3 separate regions of the Homo sapiens genome follow, and all the other regions are linked to region 2. Evidence: chromatin contacts called from ENCODE Hi-C or POLR2A ChIA-PET data. All regions are on one chromosome and are shown on one strand. The core of a region is the stretch at or near the end of the contact, and the rest is flanking DNA. Distances in the headings are between cores, read along the strand shown. Region 1 overlaps PUS10 (pseudouridine synthase 10). Region 2 holds the start of C2orf74-AS1 (C2orf74 antisense RNA 1). Region 3 overlaps USP34 (ubiquitin specific peptidase 34).

Region 1 (3,897 bases), core at 28-2,527, 210 kb before region 2:
AACATGGAATGTTTTAGATGTGCCATGATATAAGAAAAGTAGGGAGGTGCTGCTTTCGGCTTGGTCTGCATTTCTAATTATTTCTGCACAGGGCATTAGGCAAATGTTACAAACTTCTTTCCCCCAGTTCTAAAAGGCCCAGCAATTAGTCAAAGCAAGAGGCAAAACCAACAGATGTACATTTGACAATGAGCTTATGTTCTTTTTAACAATCACAACAACAAAATGAATGTCAGTAAAACTGTAGGAATGCCTAAGTCTACGTACCAAACCACCTACGAAACTGATGCATGAAAGATGACCAATATCGCACCACATCATTCTATCCTGACATGATACGAGCTAAGAGTGTATGTTAACTAACTTGTCCGTTAACATGAAGATTAGCTAACATTAAGATGATAAAGAAGAGTTTGAATAAAAATGCCCTTTTTGCAAATGTAGCCAGAAAGAGGACATGTTAATTCAGGACTGTCCTAAATAAAACAACTTACTTTGAATTATATATTCTAAACATTGATTTCTGGAAAATGGATATTAGCTGAAAGTTTGGAATGCTACTGATACTTACCATTGATTTTCTCAGATGATGTAATTTGAGGGATTAAAATCTAAACGTCGAATTTAATGAGTAATAGTAACATCACTGAAACACTGATTCTAAATTTAACATCGTCAGGGGAACAATCTAGACACTACACAAACATGAGGATGTTTGTGTGCTACAACTTCCTAGCCAGAGGTGAAGGTTGAAAAAGTTGAAAAACAAAAATTAATGTAGCAAATGGAAATATTTAAAAGCTGATTCTTAGTATAATAGAGTTGCCATGTTTCTGATGCATATCCTTTTTGTTGGAAATTTGAATATTCAGCTCAGACAAAACTCACTCAAGACTAAGAAGCGGGAACCTTTCCTTACCTGTTTGTTTTTGGCTGGCTTAAAACAATCTGGGCATATCGCAGCTCTAAAATAAAATTCAAGTTAATATAAAAGGTTAATGAGTTTATTTTGGGGTAGATATAATTCAAATATATTTCATACAAAATGGCTGCTAAACTCAGGACATCAGGAGCAGACAAAATGAGTCCCTGTATGAGCTATATCGGTTTGCCCAGGAACTATGTTCAAGGACACATTTTATTTTTTTGAGGGCACATTTTAAACCTACTAAGACATAACAAGTTCTTCTCTTTCTTATTAGGAAGAGAAGCAATACTATTTTCATGAAAACCAAACAGCATTAACAATTTTACACCATTGACGTTGTTTACATGGCAACTTACAGGAAGTGGCAATCCTCAACTGTTTCTGGGTGAGCAAAGACCACACTCACTTCAAACAAGCTCTAAAAATTATAAAGACAGTTTAAAAATGAGCAAAAGGAAACTAACATCTAACAACTTATTAATGGAAATAGAAATTAATTCTCAAAGATTGGCTCAGAAAAGAATGACCAGAAAAACTGGAAATACTACTGCTCTCAAATCAACTTGTTATCAGGGCAGCTGTAAAGGAAATAGTTTTGTTTTTTTTTTTAACTTCTAAAACTCAGTCATTAGTGATCCTACCAAAAAAGTTTTAAAATAAATGTGTATACTTTTTGGACAAATGTGTAAATTAGGTATAAAGATGAATGAGAATTTACAGAATTGAAAATAAATAATAACAGAGAGAAATGAAGAATTATTCTGCCAATACTATGATTTGAATTATTAGCAAGGCAAAAAACATACTATTCAGATCCCTAAAAACCATATGAAGCTTCTTTTTAAAGTGCTCAAACGTCTTAATGGATTTGAGTTTTAAAACCAGATCTTAATTTTTTTTGTTTTATTACAAAAATTATACACATAAATTATAAAATGATCAAATACAAGACAGTTTTTCAATCCCACGCCACTGAAGCAGAACCATTAACAATTTGATGTTTCTTTCTAGGCATTTTTGTGAATATAAATGTATATGTATTATTTTTTAAGACATGCTTTTGGAAAATTGCTTTAATATTATATCATGGAAATCTTTTCAACTCTAGGGACTGTCAGACATTTAAGCTGTAGAAAATTTTTCTGTAACAAAAAAAAAATGCTATAATGAACATCCTTGTACACCAAAAAAAGCATGATTTTATACTTTTACCTCCATGGAGAATATACAAAATTCCATATCGGGGAGGGGTCAGGGGCAGGAATAGCTAAAAATGCCATACTATGTTGCAATTTTGTCTTTATATTTACTGAGTTCATTGGATAGTTAGTAGACCTATTAGCTACTCTAGAATCACAATAATGAATAGCTTTTTTTTTCTCGCTCCTTATTCTAATCTATACAATAATTAAAATGAACAACGCATTCCTTTTATTCAGGGAAACTTCACTCAACCCACATCTTTTGTTTTCTATTTTCTGTTCTCACTGATACAACATGTAAAATTATTTGTGCTTCAAAACTGAAATTTGAGGTAAAAATATTTTGCATTAATGACTTCTCTAACTTCCAAAATACTTTCATTACCTCATTTCCTCTTCATGCTATCTGTGAAGTGGTTTTATTCTCTATTCTCTCAATACTCGGTTTACAGAACAGAGCATATTCTTACAGAAGGAAATATTACTGCATAATTCAGAATGGTTTTGAAAAACTGTTTAGCTTTAGTAGATGGTTTTGTGATTTTATTTGAATAGGGGTGTATCTGATATTCAGGGAATTTCCTTCTAGCAAAATGATGAAGCAATGAGGCCATAATATTAAAATCTAATTTAAGATGACCTTCCTGTTTTCACACCTGGAAGCCTGTTGAGTCTTCCCTGAAAGTCAACCCATTTCAGAGACTGAGGTAAGGTCTGCTCTGGAAAAGGGAAATGTTCTGTTTTCAAAGGCAGTTACTGCCTAAAAGTAAACAGGGGGATTTGAGATACCAACAAGGTAGGATTGAGCCCATACTCATTGTAGTTGAATAGGTTCTGTCCATGCATTTGAAAACAAGATTAGCCACAGATAAACCAAAATTAAATAGTCCAGAGTTGACTCTATATTTGCTTGCAGTTATTTATATGTTGCTTTGCATCAAGTCTGATGCTTTGCATCAAGGCAAAGATTCATTTCTAACCTTTTAAGGTCAATTAGGGCACCTGGTACCTTCATAAGTGTCTTAGATCATAAAGAAGTCTAAGGGAAAAAGAAAAAAAGAAATGCTTTGACTTCAATTTAAGACTATCAGAATTTAACATTTTAAAAGCTTAAAAAATCCTTCACTGGATTATTTAAAAAGAAGTTTTTTTGGCTAACCAAAACCCTGCCATATAATTAAGTAAAACTAGTAAAATCAGAGAATAAAATTAACAATGCTGTTGACCCAATACCTTTCCATCAATGGGAACACCCAGTTCCTCTGAAAACAGGGGGTGAGTTATCCATTTGTAGGCTTCTTTTAGCTGAACTATATCATCTCTTCCCAGCGACAGACTCTGCTTTCTGAATAACATAAAAATTAATTCACTGACATGAAAAACTTTACTTTTTCTATTAAAGGCAAGAATTTATGCAATTATTTTTAAAATATTGATTGAGTGCCTAGTATGTACCAGGCACTATTCTACACATTAAATAGAAAGCAGAGAACAAAGCAGACAAAAATTCCTCACCTCATGGACCTTATACTCTAGTGGAATCATGGAATTACTTTTTTTAATGGCATATAACACAATTTTTAAAGCTTCAAAGTCAAAAGCACACTATGGGTTTTTCTAAGCTAGAATTGCCAGATTCCAGGATTTATACATCAGAAGACAGAAAGATGGGATAGAGATGATTGGTTTACTGCTCACAAACTATAAAACTGTGTATTACAATAATCACATCCACATTTTAATGCTTGCTTTTCCCCTCTTGTTGAA
Region 2 (3,725 bases), core at 387-2,886:
ACCTTTTCACTGTTCTACCCATTTCTGTGCTAACTACCCATGTAGTTAGCAGAGAACACCCCAGTAACATTGTCCAAATAGTTCGTGCAAAGTTTTAGCTAGAAGCCGAAAATTCGTGAAAGGAATCATTAATACTCCATGATAAAGTGCATCAGTTTGCAGTAACATGCGTTTGCAATCACATTCTTTCGTTCTCTCTAAAGGATTATTACGTGAATAAAATGGAAATACTCCCGCAGTAACATGGGACTAGTTGGAAAGGTGCCGGGAAGGGGGGAGGGCGAGAGACTGCGTCGCGGAAAAAACCGCAGCGCGGCAACTGGGCGCGGACTCGCTCTTAGGCGAAATCCGCAAACGGTGTGACGTGTGCGCGCTGTGGCCCCAAAGGCCGGTCTTACAGCGACCTGGGCGTTCGAGGTCGTGTCCTCGAGAGCTATAGGGAGCCTGCCGAGGCCACCTGACGGCGGTGTCGCGTCTACACTGCCGGTTGGACTCTCAGGCACCCGCTACTCAGCGCCCTGCTTCCCGGCGCCGGGAATCACGAGCCCGCCAGCACCGCGGGACTTGCAGCGCCCTCCGCCCTTCGCAGGCGGCCCAGACAGCCCCGTCCCGCCCTAGCGTTAGGAGACGCGCAGCGGAACCCCGGCGGCCCCAGCCCCTCCCCGCCCGCGCGTCCCCGCGTCCCCGCGTCCCCGCGCGACCCGCCTCCCAGATCCCGGCTGGGGCTCCCGGGCGCGCCGCGGCAGGGCGGGGCGGGGCCGGGGGCGGGGCCTTCTGGCAGTTTCTGGGAGCTGCGAACGCGCCGCCCCGGGGCTCGGCGGCCGGAAACGCTGGCTTCGGAGCCTTAGGCGCCGCGGCCTTTCCTTGTTTTCCGCCCAGTCCACGCCGCCATGGCCAAGTGGGGCCAGGGGAACCCCCACTGGATCGTGGAGGAGCGGGAGGACGGGACCAACGTGAACAACTGGCGCTGGCGCGGCTGGCGGCGGCCTCCTTCCGGGATCTGGGGAGGGCCGGGCCGCGGGAGCCGGGGCTGCCCTGGGGTCTGTGCGGGGCCGCGGGGCCAGGGGGTCAGGGGGCCGCCCCCCCTCAGCTGCTGGACGCAGGGCTCGGCCTTCGCCTCTCGGCTCGGGAGAGTCCTTGAGTACGGAGACCGGCTAGGAGGGTTGCAGCTGCCTCTTTTTGAAAGTTGGGTTGGGCCCCAAGAGTGACTTCCGACAGACCTTTCCACTCCCACCGTCTGTGGCCTGAGGGCCTTCCCTTCTCCTCCCGCCCACCCCTCTGGATGTTTCGGGGAGTTAGAAGGGAGCTGGATTGAGAGACTGTGTTAGGGGCGGGGGTATGGAACGTAGTGGAAAGGGCAGAAATTTGGATCTCAGTTCGCGCCCACCCCGCAGGCGCCTCCCGCGAGCCGGGCCCTCTGTGAGTGAGACAAGCTCCCCTTCCTTTACGCGCCTCACCTGGCGCGTGGGGAGAGGTCGGCAGCCCTCCGCCGCAGAACCTCCGGAAGGGATGTCCTCTGCCCTGCGCCTCTGGCCGGGGCTGTGGTCCCTCCAGGCCGTCGAGGGGATGCTGAGGCCGGTCCCCAGAGGAGCATGACTTGGCTGGTCCGGAGGAGCTCTGAGGGCATGGGCAATCTTGGCTCGCTGCAACCTCAGCTTCCAGAGTTCAAGCGAGTCTCCTGCTTCAGCCTCATGAGTAGCTGGGACTACAGATGCGTGCCACTACGTCCGTCTGATGTTTGTATTTTTAGTAGAGACAGGGTTTCACCATGTTGGTCAGGCTGCTCTCGAACTCCAGATCTCGTGATCCGCCCGCCTGGGCCTACTAAAGTGCTGGGATTACAGGCGTGAGCTAGATCTGACTTTCTAGTGTCCTAGCCTTGGCCCGATGGACATGTCATTTCTCTCAGCTCGTTTCTGTCCCCTAAAGTGAGAATATTGCCTGGGAAGATTACATTAGACGATGTATATGCGAAGACACTTGATAGCTGGTATTGTCATGATTCTGATTAGTTCACTACTGCTACTTTCCCTGTGGCCTAGGCTTTGCCTATTTCCAGTGGGCGAGCTAGCTAGATCCTCCTCCCTTAAATAAGCCAGTGTTTTTAAGACAGAATACTACTTGCATAGTGGACAATAATATCTTAAAGAACTGAGCAGGATGAAAAGAATTTGATAGAAAGCAGGTTTGAGGAGCACATTGGAGGTTGGCAGGTTTCGAGGCTGCTTGAGAGGACTTGGGCCGATCTGGGCTGGGCTTGGACGTGACCCTGGCACCCAGGCAGGTGGATCCCAGCTGGGGCTTCCATTCACGACTTTCTGGTCCCTGGCAGGACAGAGCGGGATGCCACCAGCTTGTCCAAAGGGAAGTTCCAGGAGCTCCTGGTGGGCATCGTTGTGGAGAATGACGCTGGCCGCGGCGAGATCAACGAGTTGAAGCAGGTGGAAGGGGAGGCTTCGTGCAGCAGCCGCAAAGGAAAGCTGATTTTCTTCTATGAGTGGAACATCAAACTGGGCTGGAAAGGTAACAGGGGCCTCAGGGTACTAGTGGGGCTGGGGACAAAGTGCGTTCATCATTCAGCGAATGTTTTTACAGCCCCTGCTATGGGCCTGGCACACTGACTGGCTCCTGAATCAGCGTTGGTAGATCCTGACACTCTGGCCACACTTGAGTTCCATGGGCCAAGAAGGATGGGGATTTCCCTTCTCGCAGCACTCGCAGCTGCTTAGAGCTCATTGCTGTCAGCTGGGCCCTCTTCTACCAGGCCCTTGTGAACAGGAGTCTCCCGGCATTGCTGCCTGGAGCACTCTTCCCCCAGGTAGCTGCCTGCCTCCTTCAGGTCTTTGTCCTGAGTAAAGCCATCTCTGTGCATCCTTGGAGACTCCTGCCTTGTGCCATCTTTCTTCCCTACTTTATTTTTCCCCAAGGCACTGAAACTTGCTTTACAAAACTATTTTGCTTACTGTCCTGCTCCCTCTTTCTGTCATTCAGTAGGGTAGGGATTTCTTTTAAAAACGGCTTTTTTGAGACATAATTCACTCATTTAGTGTGTATAATTTATTGGTTTTCGGTATAGTCACAGAGTTGTGCAGCCATCACTACAATCAATTTAGGAACATTTCACCACCCCAAAACAAAACCCTGGACCCATGAGCAGTCACTCTTGTTGCCCTCCTCTTCCCCAGTCCCTGGTGTCTGCTCACCCGTTTTCTCTGGATTGGCCTCTGAACATTTCACATAGATGAATCATGTAGGATGTGTTTTTTGGTGTCTGCCTTCTTTTACTTCATAATGTGTTCAACGGTCATCTGTGTTGTGTCAGGTAGCAGCACTTTATTCTTTTTTATAGCTGATGAATATTCCACGGGTGCATATACTGCATTCTGTTTCTCCATTTATCAGTTGCCGGGCATTTTGGGTGTGTCCACTTTTGGGGTCTGTGGGTTCAGTTCTCCAATGGTGCCTCGATCCTGGCTGAGCAGACAGCGTGTGCGCACTCAGTCCTTGTTGAGGGAGCCAAGTCTGTGGAGATGCAGGGAAGGGAAGAGGAGGAGCTAGGGTTTGAGCCTCAGCCCAGGAGTCAGCTCCTATCTGGAGTGTGTGCCCCAGAGCAGTCCAGTGAGTTGGCCTCGAGCCTCTGCCCTGCTGGCTGCCTTTCTCACAGACGAGGGTGTTCAGCCCTTCCCCCTTCGCCTCAGAACAGGCTCAGAACTCCTCTGGCTGGG
Region 3 (3,440 bases), core at 196-2,695, 250 kb after region 2:
GCTGGTCTCAAACTCCTGACCTCATGATCCACCTGCCTTGGCCTCCTGGGATTACAGGTGTGGCCCACTGCGCCCAGCTGCCACTGATTTTTTAGACTGAAAACAGGTGGGAGGCAGAGCAAGCATAGAAGGCTCCACTGATCATGCCCATGCCCCCGCCAACAAGGATACCAAATTAAGATCTACATAGAAAAAACACCTTCATAAAAAACAAAAATCAGGTGAGTACTCATAGTACCTGGTTTTAACTGAAACACCTTCATAAAAAACAAAAATCAGGTGAGTACTCATAGTACCTGGTTTTAACTGCGTATCACTGAAGGGAGAAACAACAGTCCTCAATTAGCAACTACGCACACTTCCTGTTCCCCCAGCCAGCAGCAAAAGGCCTGGTGCCTAGAGCCTCTCGGTGCTGAGGGAGGGACAACACAGCAACTGCAAGCCACTGAACTCAGTGCTGTCCTGTGAGAGCAGAAAAGAAAACCAGATCAAACCCAGGTGACTCCCACCCAGGGAGGGAGCATTTAAACCAGCCCTAAAGCGGAGGGCAACTGCCGATCCCAGGAGTCCCAACTTGAGTTCCCACCAGCCTCACCATGGAGGGCTACAGCACTCCATGTTTCCAAGTAAACTTTTTGGCAGTCTGAGCCGTAAGGACTACAACTCTTAACCGATTCTTAGTAATGAATGAACTGGGCACCAAGACAGTAGAGGTGGTGGGAAGGGGGACAGGAAGCAGGGAATGAGACATACTGAGACACCAGGCGGGGCAGCCAATGGAGTGCTGGCATCACCCCTTCCCCTCGACAGGCTGCACAGCTCAGGGCTCCAAGAAAGATGCCTTCCTTCTGTTTGAGGAGAGAAGGAAGAGTGGGGGGGACTCTCTTGCATCTTGGATACCAGCTCAGCCACAGCAAGACAGGGCACCGCTCAGAGTCATGAGGTCCCCTGTTCAGGGCCCTAACTCCCAGACATTTCTACACACACCCTGGGCCAGAAGACAGGAGCTGACAGCATTCATCACCTAACTGAGGAGCCCTTGGGCCCTGAATAACCAGTAGCGATATCCAAGTACTACATTGAGGGCCTCAGTTGAGCCTCTGAGACTTGCTGGCTTCAGTGAGATTCAGCACATTACCAGCTGTGGTGGCTATGGGGCAAAACTCCTACTTGAGAAAAGCTGAGGGAAAGAGTAAAGAGAACTTTGTCTTACAGCTTAGGTACCAGCACAAACACAGCAGGGTAGAGCACCAGTTGATTCTTGGGTGTCCCTAATTCTAAGACCTGACTCTTAAATGGCATTTCTGGACCTGCCCTGGGCCACAGGGGAGCCCACTGCCCTGAAGGGTGAGTCCCAGGTAACAGAGCGTTCATGACAAGCTGACTTCAGAGACACTGGGCCTTAGAGAAACATCGGTGAGTCTGGCAGTACCCCTTGTGGCCTGGGGGTGGCGGTGGCTACGAGGTGAGGTGGAAATGGGAAAAAGAGTGAGAAGTACCAGTCCTGTGGTTTGAATGCCAGCTCAGCCACAATACAAAAAGTATTGCTCTAGTATCTTAACTCCCAGACAACACTTCTGGACCCACCTGGGGTCTAGAGATCTTGCTGCCCTGAAGGAAGGATGCAGGTCTGGCTGGCTTTGCCAACTGCTGATTGCACAGCACCAGGGCCTTCAGCAAACATGGGAGGTAGCCAGAGTGCAGTTACAGCAGGCCTTGGGTGAGACCCAGCATAGTCCTAATTTCAAGACTGACCCAGCACAGTCATGGTGGCCACAGGGGTGCTTGTGTCACTCACTCCAACCCCAGCTTTAGGTGGCTCAGGACAGCGAGACCGTGTGTTTGGGAGAAAGTAAGGAAAGAGAACAAGAGTCTCCACCTGGTAATCCACAAATTATCCAGATCTTGTCCAAATCCATCAAGGTGGTACCTGTATGAGTCTGCAAGAACCACAGAATTACTGGGCTTGGGGTACCCCTAAAGCAGATACAGCTTAGATCACAATACCCAAGTTTTTTTCTTTTTGACATGGAGTTGCCCAGGCTGGAGTGCAGTGGCACGATCTCGGCTTACTGCAAGCTCTGCCTCCCAGGTTCACACCATTCTCCTGCCTCAGCCTCCCGAGTAGCTGGGACTACAGGTGCCCGCCACCACGCCCGGCTAATTTTTTTGTATTTTTAGTAGAGACAGGGTTTCACCATGTTAGCCAGGATAGTCTCGATCTCCTGACCTCGTGATCCACCCGCCTTGGCCTCCCAAAGTGCTGGGATTACAGGCATGAGCCACCGTGCCCGGCCCCAAGTTCTTTCAAATATCTAGAAAGCCTTCCCAAGAAGGACAGCTTCAAATAAGGCCAGACAGTGAAGACTACAATAAATACCTAACTCTTCAATGCCACTCAAGAACATCTACTAGCATCAACGCCATCCAGGAAAACATGACCTCACCAAATGAACTAAATAAGGCATCAGGGACCAATCCTGGAGAAACAGAGATATGTGACCTTTCAGATAAGGAATTCAAAATAGCCGTGTTGAGGAAACTCAAAGAAATTCAAGATAACACAGAAGGAATACAGAATTCTATCAGATAACTTTAACAAAGATTAAAACATGTAAGAAGACTCCAGCAGAAATTCTGGAGCTGAAAAACGCAATTGGCATACTAAAGAATGTATTAGTCTTTTGCAGCAGAATTGATGGCAGAGAAGTAAGAATTAGTGAGTTCAAACACAGACTATTTGAAAACACCCAAGTCAGGAGAAAAAAGAAAACGGAATTTCTAAAAATGAAGCATGCCTACGGGATCTAGAAAATAGCCTCAAAAGGGCAAATCTAAAGAGTTTTTGGTGGCCAGGCACAGTGGCTCACACCTGTAATCCCAGCACTTTGGATGGCTGAGGGAGGCAGATCACCTGAAGTCAGGAGTTTGAGACCAGCCTGGCCAACATGGTGAAACCCCGTCTCTACTAAAAACACAAAAAAACTAGCCGGGCATGGTGGCGTGTGCCTGTAGTCCCAGCTACTTGGGAGGCTGAGGCAGAAGAATCGCTTGAACCCGGGAGGCAGGGGTTGCAGTGAACCAAGATTGCGCCACTGCCCTCCAGCCTGAGCAACAAGAGCAAAACTCCGTCACAAAAAAAAAAAAAAAACTTCCAAATCTTAAACAAAGGCAAAAATGTTATTTCTGAGTATGAGTTTCTAATGATTCTCAAAAAAAAAAAAAAAAAGTGATCACCTTTGCAAATGTTAAATCAGTCATTGAAAACTGGTTAACAAAGGGAGAAATCAGCCATTCATCCTGACTTTCACGTAGAAATAGCAAATAAAAGTAATGAAACAGGTAATAAAAGCAAGTTTCTCCTGATACAGATAGTCCACCTAATCAAAGAAAAAAGTGACAGGATTAGTTTTGTAGCTGTTAATGTAATAAAAGCCTTA

What was found. Hi-C counts contacts between places; a loop is a spot of excess contacts on that map. ChIA-PET counts read pairs that join two places held with the same protein, here RNA polymerase II (POLR2A). Pooled maps may share reads with other maps.
Region 1: a pooled map shows a loop between it and region 2 (4-fold over the local background). The contact joins the enhancer-like site here to the promoter of C2orf74-AS1 in region 2. A Hi-C loop is called at or near these places in 1 of 37 single-sample maps with no recorded cell type and 6 of 50 pooled maps. POLR2A ChIA-PET finds 5 or more read pairs at or near these places in 1 of 52 experiments (GM12878).
Region 3: a pooled map shows a loop between it and region 2 (3-fold over the local background). The contact joins the enhancer-like site here to the promoter of C2orf74-AS1 in region 2. A Hi-C loop is called at or near these places in 5 of 50 pooled maps. POLR2A ChIA-PET finds 5 or more read pairs at or near these places in 5 of 52 experiments (A549, T-cell, activated B cell and 2 more).

Annotation. Positions count from the first base shown.
Region 1 is chr2:60,964,139-60,968,035 of GRCh38, forward strand. It overlaps PUS10 (pseudouridine synthase 10), which reads right to left. Exons shown (of 18, transcript NM_144709.4): 6 at 3,364-3,475; 7 at 1,285-1,346; 8 at 920-965. Among named protein-coding and RNA genes, the nearest start is that of PEX13, 52 kb to the right of the region's middle. Within about 2 kb of position 1,278, at least 6 of the 41 ENCODE cell types and tissues checked have a DNase peak (open chromatin) inside an H3K27ac peak, as active enhancers do; they include GM12878, where a contact is called at or near this core.
Region 2 is chr2:61,176,649-61,180,373 of GRCh38, forward strand. C2orf74-AS1 (C2orf74 antisense RNA 1) reads right to left here and starts at 1,637. Exons shown (of 2, transcript NR_183879.1): 1 at 1,458-1,637. It also overlaps the pseudogene AHSA2P. RefSeq lists a silencer at 543-1,092.
Region 3 is chr2:61,425,031-61,428,470 of GRCh38, forward strand. All of the region lies in intron 1 of USP34 (ubiquitin specific peptidase 34), which reads right to left. Among named protein-coding and RNA genes, the nearest start is that of SNORA70B, 9.4 kb to the left of the region's middle. RefSeq lists enhancers at 142-819, 820-1,497, 1,498-2,175. Within about 2 kb of position 1,446, at least 10 of the 41 ENCODE cell types and tissues checked have a DNase peak (open chromatin) inside an H3K27ac peak, as active enhancers do.